Linked DNA regions of Homo sapiens: region 2 is linked to region 1. Evidence: read pairs that join two places in POLR2A ChIA-PET (ENCODE). Cell type or tissue: HepG2. All regions are shown on one strand. Each heading gives the region's core, and the rest is flanking DNA. Links, peaks and the distances in the headings are about the cores only.

Evidence for each region. ChIA-PET counts read pairs that join two places held together with the same protein. Peaks named below come from ENCODE experiments on the same cell type or tissue, not always from the same donor. Only the 100,000 strongest peaks of a DNase experiment are listed, where the experiment ranks them.
Region 2: POLR2A ChIA-PET joins it to region 1 with 5 read pairs; 2 of 35 experiments call an interaction of 5 or more read pairs at or near these places.

Annotation. Positions count from the first base shown.
Region 1 is chr4:138,196,952-138,202,350 of GRCh38, forward strand. All of the region lies in intron 6 of SLC7A11 (solute carrier family 7 member 11), which reads right to left. Among named protein-coding and RNA genes, the nearest start is that of SLC7A11, 43 kb to the right of the region's middle. In HepG2, for the core only: no CTCF peak of the experiment used is centred there; a DNase peak (open chromatin) is centred at 2,800; H3K4me3 peaks cover 535 bases.
Region 2 is chr4:138,100,995-138,106,393 of GRCh38, forward strand. All of the region lies in intron 3 of LINC00616 (long intergenic non-protein coding RNA 616), which reads right to left. It overlaps SLC7A11-AS1 (SLC7A11 antisense RNA 1), which reads left to right. Exons shown (of 7, transcript NR_038380.1): 3 at 3,513-4,797. Among named protein-coding and RNA genes, the nearest start is that of SLC7A11-AS1, 15 kb to the left of the region's middle. In HepG2, for the core only: no CTCF peak of the experiment used is centred there; a DNase peak (open chromatin) is centred at 2,777.

The DNA of each region.
Region 1 (5,399 bases), core at 208-5,207:
GCCTGGCAATATTGCCATTTTGTGAGAAAAGTAGCAAACCTCTAATAAGAATTTCATTAAAATTTGATTCAAATATTTTTCTACAGATACTTGGTTCAAAAAGAAGAAAGATGTCAAGAATGAAAAGGTATCTTATTATTTCTAGTGCAGACTTCTTAGGTAATGTGTTCATTACCATTTTTATAACATATGTAGTGAAGGATTCTTTCTCAGGATTATATATCCAACTATTTGAATACATATATAATAATTAAATTTATTCATGTTTAATCTAAGGCAATTTCGATAATTATCAGAATCATAAAGAAATATTTTTTGCATGTTTTCATTAATACTTCCATTAACATTTTGGCATTTGCTATGTTGTTAAGAAGTATTCTGAAAAGTAGAAAATCATATTAAAAAGTTGCTGTATTAATAGGATTTGGGGGTAAAAAGAACAAAAGACAAAAAGAGGAAGATTAATGTCATTGGTAGGTACTTGGGAAGTTACTTTAATTAGTTAACATTTTTTAAATCTGAAAGAAGAAAAATAAGTCAAGTTAATAAACCATAGTACACAGAAAAATAAATTTTGGACTATAAAAGACTCAGCCATATACATGGACTATATCTTTATATAGAGCAGATTTAATTATGAGAGATAACACTACCAAGATAATTTGAAACACCATGAGCTTTAAATTTAAAAGCACTATACAGATTCTCTTCATCCACTTGAACAGCTAAGAGTAAAAACGACCTCTATGCAAATACAAGTTATACTCAATGTTGACTTATTCAGAGAAAAATAATAATAATTGAGGCTACTTTTCCCTTCAGATTAAAAAAGAGTATTACAAACTTTTAATAAAATTATATAGTAATTGGTTGATATATCTATAAAAAGGCAAGTGGAATAGATTGCCTTGAAATACAACTTAGTATATAACATAAAAATACATTAATTTTATTATTATAATGACAAGTATCAATGTAATATATTGTAAGTATCATAAATATAATATAATAAATAAAAAGTATCATCAATATAATATAATGTAAGTATCATAAACTAAGGAGTAATATGACTATTTGCTAATACTGGGATATTGAGAAAATTGGGGGAAAGTCAAGAGCCTATATTATATCAGGTTTAAAAAAAAAATCCATTCCAGATAAGGTAAAGAGTGGGCTGTAAAAAAGAAACCAGAAAAAACAAACAAACAGAAAATATGGGTGAGATGAAAATGATCTAGGGATGTAAAAATTTGCAGATCATAATAGCAATACAGAAATAAAAAATGATTATTATATCTAACTACAAATTATAGAAACAAAACCACAAGTTTTGTAAGCTGTGATCATAAAGAAAATTGAGTAATGTGAAAAACTGGGACAAACTTTTTACAAATAATATAATAGATAAAGAATCAATACCCATAATATACAAAGAATTCTGATGAATCACCAATATTCATGCTCCAAAATGGTAACCACGTGTAGCTGCTAAAAATGCTGGAAGTATTGAGCCTCACTGGTGATCAAATGAATGCATTTTCAAACCATGAGGTGTAATTTTTGCCTTTCAATTAACCAGGATTTTTTAAAATAATGACACCCAACACTATAAGTATTCTTAGCTATTGCTATTGGGAGAGGAAATTAATATATCCACTTTGGAAAGCAACTTGATAATAGACAGACCATTTTAAAGTTTGTTGCCTTTGACACAGCAATTCTCTTCTAGCAATCTATTCTAAGAGAATAATTGGATATGTAAGGATTTATATATGAAATGTATAATCCAGAATTATTATTATTTTTGCACCAACCTAATACATTAAGAAACATTAGGAATGTTTTCAATGTCCAACAAGAAAATGAGCACAAGAATATTGGCACATCCCCACAAAGAAATATTATACTAGCATTAAAAATGTTCTTAACTAACATCTAGGTGATATACGAAAATATAATAAAATGACATGAAATGAAGACGGTGAGACAGATCTATAGCACATAAGTAGAAAGAGCTGGAGTTGAGCTTGAGATGCAGCAAATCTAAATGGCAGGGCACACTTGGAAGAACCTTCCAGCTGTCAGGGATACAGCAGTAATGATACAGACAAAGCCCTGGCCTTGGGAATCAGACAATAAACAAACAAGTAAATACATTATATAACACCAAAGTTAGGAAGAAAAATGCACATTTACATTTATCTCAAGCAATATAATGCACTACATATATGCACACGCACGCACAAACTGTGGGGGAAACAAAATATCAAAATAATAACAGTGAGTACTTTTATTTGATGTGATTAAGATATTACAGGTGATTTTTAATTTCATCATATTTTTTTGGCATTTTAAATTTGTTTATCTATTATTATTAAAAGAAAGGAGGAAATGCTATATACTGTTACTGAAAATACTTACCACAATCATAAAGTTTTACTTTGACTTCCAATAAGGTACAGAATACATATAAATTTTCCTTTCTTCATTTGACTAAATGGATCATCGACCACAACTACTGGGTAGAGATTTGTGTTCCCGTCATTTAAAAATAGAATAAACAATATGTGTCCATTATGAGAAATACTGAAACAGGATAATCAGGATATCCTGTGTTTCTAAGTGCGCATAGATCAGAGGCAGGGAGTGGAGGAGGCAGGGTTAAGCAGGGAGGGAATTCCACCCAGGTATTGCTATAGAAATGGCAGCAATAGAGCAGAACTAGCACTATCTTTTAGAGAACAGGAAATACCTGCCCTGCCTAGTCACAGACTTGCATCATAAACTCAATGGTTTGAAAAGCACCTATGTATTCAAACTGAAGATTTCTCCCTTGCTGCAGTTCAGAGTCCACGTTGTGACTTGGCATAAAGACAAACAATTCCGCAGCTCAGAGAAAGACATCATTGAGTTCAATTTCTAGTGGCTTTCCCCCAACATTTGCCACTTGATCACTTCTCCTTGGCAAGAGGACACTGCACTGTGAGGAATAAATAGCTAAACACTTACATACATTTAAAACACATTTAACCTTTTTCCACAAGACCCAGAGCAGCTAGCGAATAGTACCTTAAAATCATGACCTCCACTTGCTGTCTATCTCCCTCGTTTCTTTTTGTCATTTTCTGGCTGAAAACAAAGTTAATCTTCTTTTCTATTTCAATTTCTCTTTTACTTGCCTCAGGCCAGAATATAGAAAGTGAGACTTTGTTTGACAATATCAATAACAGAAAAATTAAATATTGCCTCCACAAATGATATTTAACCTATTTTAAGAGCCAGTGTATCTGTAAAGATGTTAAAGACAATAAAAAGCAGCTATTTCCTTATAATATTCTAACATTTCAGCATTTCCTAATTGTAAACTTTCTATTTTAATCTTCTAACCAAATGACCTTCAGTAAACGACCTGAAATGGATTAACTTACTTCAACTAGCCTAGCACCCTCTTTCATTATCTATTTGACTAACAGCTTTAGAAAGTCAAATGCAGGCAAATTTTAATGCTCTGACACATTTTTAAAAGCAGTTTTGTTCTATTCTCAAATGACATAGAGGTCACTTCTAATGATTACATTTCCCCCAGCTAATTTCAAGGCTAAAATCTTGCCATAGCCATCTTTCTTAGATTTCTATTCAACAACACTAAGCATTTGGAAAGAGTACTAGAAAAGGATCAGGATTTTAACTTATAAATATAGACAAATTAATCCATCTCTGTGGCTTCTATTTCGTTAGCTTCACAATAAAAGGGTTGTGAATTTTGATGGTTCCTCCCCTCCTAACTCTAACATCACAGGCTTTGACAATTTATTTTCTCAAGGTCAAATTAATTGTGGTTTTAATTATGACAATGAGTCCAATACACTAAGCCAAGTCAATGTGTGAATAGAAGAAGGTAACCAAGTAGAGAACTCTTTGTACACACGGGTAATATGATAATTGAAACCATTTTGAAATGTAGAGACATTACTATAATAAATCCTTTGCTATCTATCTCTTAGAGAACGGCCATGACCATAGACTATCAGGGAGGAAGAAGAAATAGCATCATGAAAAGCCAATAGAAGAGATTCTTCGGAAGAGGTGGGACTTGGGATACCAAGAAAAGCATTGTGCAAGGGGCAGTCTCCCAGGACCTAGAAATGACTTTGCTCATAAAATCATACATTCTATTCTTTAATATCTCATTTTGTGTTATATGGCTATGTATTATAAGCTCTAGTTTTTACATATTTTGGCCTATTTTAATGCTATGCCATGAACTTGATATCATGAACTATTTTTCATATAGTATTGTACAGCTTGATATATAAAACAGTGGCCTTTGTATTTGATCACTGCATTCTCAATAATATGTATCAGTACGGGTTATTGTTTAAGCTTTTGTCACAGCAAGATGTATTTCTTCCACTTCTATAATTTTAAGAGAAAGCATATAAGAAAGGGAAAGAAAGATAATATGGTACAGCACTAAATAGCCAGGAAAACCATGTGATTTAAAAAACTATGAGCCTGTCTCCTTAGAAAAACAATTATAAAAATATTGTATGTTCTTGAAAAACAACCTCCAGCATTGGAGATTAGAAATGCTTCAACTCTGAGACTGAGATAATTGTCATTTCCCATGGCCGGGTGTTTCAAGTAAGAGTGTCTTTTCCCTCGTGAGAATGGGTTTTCTCAAAGCCAACAGTCAAGCAGTACAGAAGAAAAGAAACAGCTTCCCCATGTCCACAAATCCTGATCTGATAGTCCCTATGGGTGACAAATGAACTAATGACATGATGTTTAATACCAATAAAAAGCATACCATTAAATAAGTATCTACTATGAGCAAAGCATTGTCAGACACAGCCATAAATTATATCTAATTCTCACAACGATCTTAAGGTAAGCATTAGAATACCCACTTAGGTGGGAAAAGGAATGAATTAATGCAGACTTTTGAAAGTCATGACAAGGATCGCTCCCTCTCTTTCTTTATGTATGCAGCATATTAGAAATATATAAATGCAATCCTAACTAAATTATGGGGAATGTCTAATACTGAAATGTAGCAGACCCATCAGAAAAGATTCCTCTCATATAATTGCATCTATGGATACTTATGGGCAATCCCATATGTCTATGCTCTTGAGAAAAATAATGAATCACATAATAAAAGACTAATATAAACCTTCTGGACCACAGAGGCTACAGACCATTTTATATCTTCTGTGGGCATATATAATAAAAGTAGTAAATAGGATTAGGGATTCATCATTATACCACATTAATGGCACCCTTAACAAGCATTTTTAAAATCTATATTTTTCCTGGTACACTCCTTATATCACAAGACACTCTACTTAAGGTGATCCCTTAAGTAGAATTCAATTCTATAGGTTGGATATGATCCT
Region 2 (5,399 bases), core at 58-5,057, 96 kb before region 1:
GAAAATGGTTAAGACATAAGATATTTTAAAAAGAAAAGAAAAATATCTTAGCATGAGCTCAGAGAATGTCTACCACGTAACTGACTTCAGCCGGAAATGTTGACTGTCTAGTTTCTGAATTCCTAAGAACATACAATTTTTTAAAAATAAAAAATGTAATATGAGAGGTTGAAGTTAAATCCAGGGAAACATACACAGAACCTGAAAGACACTAGCCTTTCTTGTAGTCTTTCTAAACACATGCACCATCATCTGTTTCAAATATTTTCATGCCATCCTTCTTACAGTCCTACTTATGATTATCAGTCCTATTATTACCCCATGATACAGTTTAGAAAACAAATTCATGCACTAAGTAAATGGACCAAATCGTAAGTCACTGCCTTTTGCTCCAGAGTTGGCTGCTTTGATTACTCCTACACTTAACTAGTCAACTTTAAAGAAAAAAATTTTTTTTTCTGTGAAGGAAATTAAGTGCCTATTTTCAGAGAGCTAAAAGCAATCAAGGCATCTACTGTGTTATTTTCCTATCCATGTCGACTCATGTTTAAGGTTGACTAGGAAGACATAATCATTGGCTGCTAATAACAAATAGATTTCTTTTGATAAAAAATTTAAAAGAGTTTCTAATGCTTTATTTTATAATTTTCAGTTTTCTATTGGCGTGACATAGTGAAAGTGAGTAGCATAGGGCTGGTATTCAGGAAAAGACCAAGTTCTTAAGTAAAACAGCATGGTGTGTGACTATAAAGGAATAAAATTGTTTATGCATTAAAACTACCTGCCATTCTAATGGATATTTTTCTTAAAAGGAGCCTCCCCAAGAAGCTATTATTCTATTGATAGCTTTGTTCTAAGTATTTTGAAAACACCACTTTTGGAATTGACTTTGTTTGCATTTCTAGCCATACAATAAATCAGGCAGTTTAGCTTTGCTGTACCCCATATAATAGCTCAAATTCTGCTACCTCCCCTAATATATCAAAATTAATATCTTTTTTTTTCTTTTAGGTAGAATATTACTCTGTTGCCCAGGCTGGATTACAGTGGCATGATTTCAGCTCACTGCAACCTCCTCCTCCCTGGTGCAAGCAATATTCATGCCTCAACCTCCTGAATAGCTGGAATTACAGGCACACACCACGACACCTGGCTAATTTTTGTATTTTTAATAGAGACAAAGTTTCACCATGTTGGCCAGTCTGGTCTCGAACTCCTAACATCAGGTGATCTGCCTGCCTTGGCCTCCCAAAGAGCTGGGATTACAGGTGTGAGCCATGGTGCCCAGCCCTAAAATTAATATTTTTAACTCAATTTTTACTGCTTCCCCATTTCATTGACAGAACCATATAATTAAACTAAAGAATTTAAAAAGAAAAAAATTATGGTTAGAAGTACAGATGTATTTTTGTTGTTGTTATTATGAGACAGGGTCTCACTCTGTCATCCAGCCTCGAGTACAGTGGCACAGTCCTAGGATCCTAATTCACTGCAGCCTTAAACTCCTGGGCTCAGGTGATCCTTCTGCCTGTACCTCCCAAAGTGTTGGGATTACAGGGGTGAGCTGCCATGCCTGGGCTAGAACTACCAATTTAAATACAGAAAATTTTAAATACTTAAAATTTTGCATCTTGGCTGGGTGCAGTGGCATACACCTGTAATCCCAGTGCTTTGGGAGGCTGAAGTGGGAGGATCACTTGAACCCAGGAGTTCAAGACCAAACTGAGTAACATAGTGACATCCCCTCTCTACAAGAAATTTTAAAATCAGTCAGACATGGTGGCACATGCCTGTGGTTCCAGCTACTCAGGAGGTTGAGGTGGGAGGATCATTGAGCCCAGGACGTCAAGGCTGCAGTGAGCCATGATCATGCCACTGCACTCCAGTCTGGGTGACAGAACAAGACCTTGTCTAAAACACAAACAAACAACAACAAAAAATTATATATATATATAGCATCTTACTGTGCTAAATAAACGATGTGGATAGTCATGAACCAACCCACTAATCCACTCCTATTTTATCATTGATTTGATTATATGAGGATACATGATATCACCAGATAAATGTTTAGAAAGGAAAGTTATCCACATAGTCCAGCTGAAATGCCACAAAGCTAGTTAACACATTTTGGTCCTCAACTGTCAGATTAAGCCATCTCAATACTACTGCAAATTCCACAGCCAGCTTGGGACTATTCCTCATTCCTGGCATAATTGTTTACAATTCAAAGAATGATAATGTTCCTTCTTTTAGGAAGACAAAAATTTGAAGATCAAAACTTGTTAAATTATGATCTCCAAGATAAAAATGCCTTTCATTTCTTAATATTATACATAAAGTTCTGTTATTTAAAAATTGTTAAAATATTGGTTGATAGTGTGGTATGTCAGTTTTTTAGAGCAAAACATAGCAAGTACCTACAATATGCAGTGAAGTATAAAGACACAATTCCTTTCTTTTAAACATTTATAAAGTAAAATGGCAATGTTTAGTAAAATAATATCCCTCCAAAGGTATCATTGCATTACTGTAATTATTGTTTTTAATAAGATCTATTACCTTGGAAGGATTAGTGGCAAATATGAATAAAACAAATTTACAGGCTTATTGCATATTTTACGTATCTACTGTGTTCTCTGTTTATTACATAAAAATTGTCACCATTTATAAAGAATTTACTAAGATCCAGACACTATACTTAGAGGTTATATAATCTTTATTTCAGGCCTATAAAGGGGGCACTGTTGACCTTGTTTTAAAGATAAGTAGAGCAAAGTTCAGAGAGGTTAATAATTTGCTCTTGGTTTCGTCTCTAAGAAGTGGTAGAGTCAAAATTTAAACCCAAGTCTAACTTCAAAGTTTGCATTGTTATTGACTATTTCTGAAAGCTTAGATTTCACTTATCCTAGCTGTTGAATTTTTAGTAGGAAAATTCTCAGTCTCTGGAAGTTGAAATGCATAAACTGTTGTATATGACAATATCTATCAGCAAAAGAAACACAACTTAATGTTTAAGCTGAAATTAAACTCCATGTCGTATTTCTCATTTCAAAAATGATTAAATACATTTCTTTCCCTGCTGGATTATCACCAGAATGGCATATGATATGTCTGGAATCTACCATCCAGTCCCAAATGACCAGGGGACAAAAGCTGCTTTTATGTCATTTCTAAGCAAAAGCCGAAGGGCCAAACATCACTGGGGAAATTTGCTGGGGCGAGATTTTCAGTTCAATTTTATTCTCCCTTGAGGTTCAAACAAACTTCAGATAATCATCTTGAACTCGGTGATGAACCAAACACAGACTACGGTTTCTCGGAGGGTCAGCCCTTCCATTTAGAAAAAAGCACAGCTTAAAGTGACGAGCCAAATGGGGTCAGATGTTCAATACTTGGCAAAAGCCTCAGCTGTCGTATTGAAACAATGTTGACAACATGGCAGGCTTTAAAATAAATCCCCTTGGAGGCTATTGATATCATTCTCGCTTTCCCTTCTGTCTCCTATCCAGGCTCGCTGCTTTCTGAAGGACATGCCAATCATGCACAGCACTTACTAGAAACTGCAAGACTGCACAACATGATGGTATTTATTCCAGGAACAGGAGCCAGTCCTGGGCACACACATAAAGGGACTTCCTTCACTCCCCAGAAGAAGAGAAAGCATGCTGACACACATCTGCCCAAGCAATCAGAAGGCAGCTAAAGCCGCCACAGTCTTCACTCACCAACAGTTAGACCTTTTCAATTGATTTTATTGAAGAAAGTGAGTGCTGAGCACCATGAGTTCTCATAAACAATCCATTTTGGCAAATGCTTTAAGAATGTTGGTTAATTGCAGTTAGGCAGCATCGACGTATTTTATTTTTTGGAAAGCAAGAAGCTGGCTTACCAACATTAAGTTAAACAACATGTAAGGGTTAGAAATATGAATCAACAAACTATTAGGGTGGTACCATCTCTTTATAATAAAACAATGTAGATTGATTAAGTATAGCCTAAAAGTTTACCACAAATCATAACTACATTTAAGCTTTGAATTTCATGACTAGTGATTAATTTTGCATGTCAACTTGACTGAGCTTATAGAATGCCCAGGTATCTGATTAAACGTTATTTCTGGAGGTGTCTGTGAGGGTGTTTCTGTAAGAGATTAGCATCTGAAGGCCAGGTGTGGTGGCTCATGCCTGTAATCCTAGTACTTTGGGAGGCCGAGGTGGGCAGATTGCCTGAGCTCAGGAGTCTGAGACCAGCCTGGGCAACATGGCAAAACACCGTCTGTACTAAAAAATACAAAGTTTAGCCGGATGTGGTGGCACACACCTGTAGTCCCAGCTACTAGGGAGGCTAAGGCATGAGAATTTCCTGAGCCTGCGAGGCGGAGGTTGTGGTAAGCCAAGATTGTACTCCAGCCTGGGTGATAAAGTGAGACCCTATCTCATAAAAAACAAAAAAACAAAAAAGAAAAAAGGAGAAGAAAGAGACACAGATTAGCATTTGAATGGGTGGACTGAGTAAAGCAGATGGCCCTCGTCAGTGTTGGTGGGAATTGTCCTATCCATTGAGGGCTTAAATGAAACAAAGACTGAGGAAGGCTGAATTCAATCTCTGCTGACTGCTGGGGCTGAGACATCAATCTTCTCCGGCTCTCAGTGCTCTTCCAGACTCAGACTGGAATGTACACTATCAGCTCTCCAGTTCTCAGGCCTTCAAATTACACCTCTGGCTTTCCTGGGTCTCCAGCTTGCAGATGGCAGATCGTGGGACTTCATGGGACTTCTCAGACTCCATAACCAAGTAAGCCAATTTATTATAATAAATCTCACATATATATAATTATATATGTATATATAAATCTCATATATATGTGTGAATGTGTGTGTGTGTGTGTGTGTGTATAAGGTTGATGCAAATGTAATTGAGGTTTTTCCATTGAAAGTATGTCCAAAACCCTTATTGCCATTGAAAGTAATGTCCAAAACAATTACTTTTGCACCAACCTAAATATTTATATATATACTTACATATATAATAGGAAATAATATATATATATCTCCTATTGACTCTGTTTCTCTGGAGAGCCCTAACACGCTAACACAATAACCTTTCACTGTGCATGTGACATAATGAAATATAGAGAACTATCTATGCTGTGAGGAAAATTAGCTTTTTGATACATTGCTCTCTGTTATAAAATAATTTATTTTCCTGTGCATATATTATAGGAGAATAATATAATGCCAGTAAGCATAGTTTGATATTAAGTTGAGACTTTTAAACAGCTCACATTGTATTTGCCTTTGAGGTTTATATAACTGCCAACCCATGTATCTTTCAGTTATAAGATTCCGAGGTTGGTATATAGGTATCTCAGTAAGGTTATTGGGGTTCCTAGACCA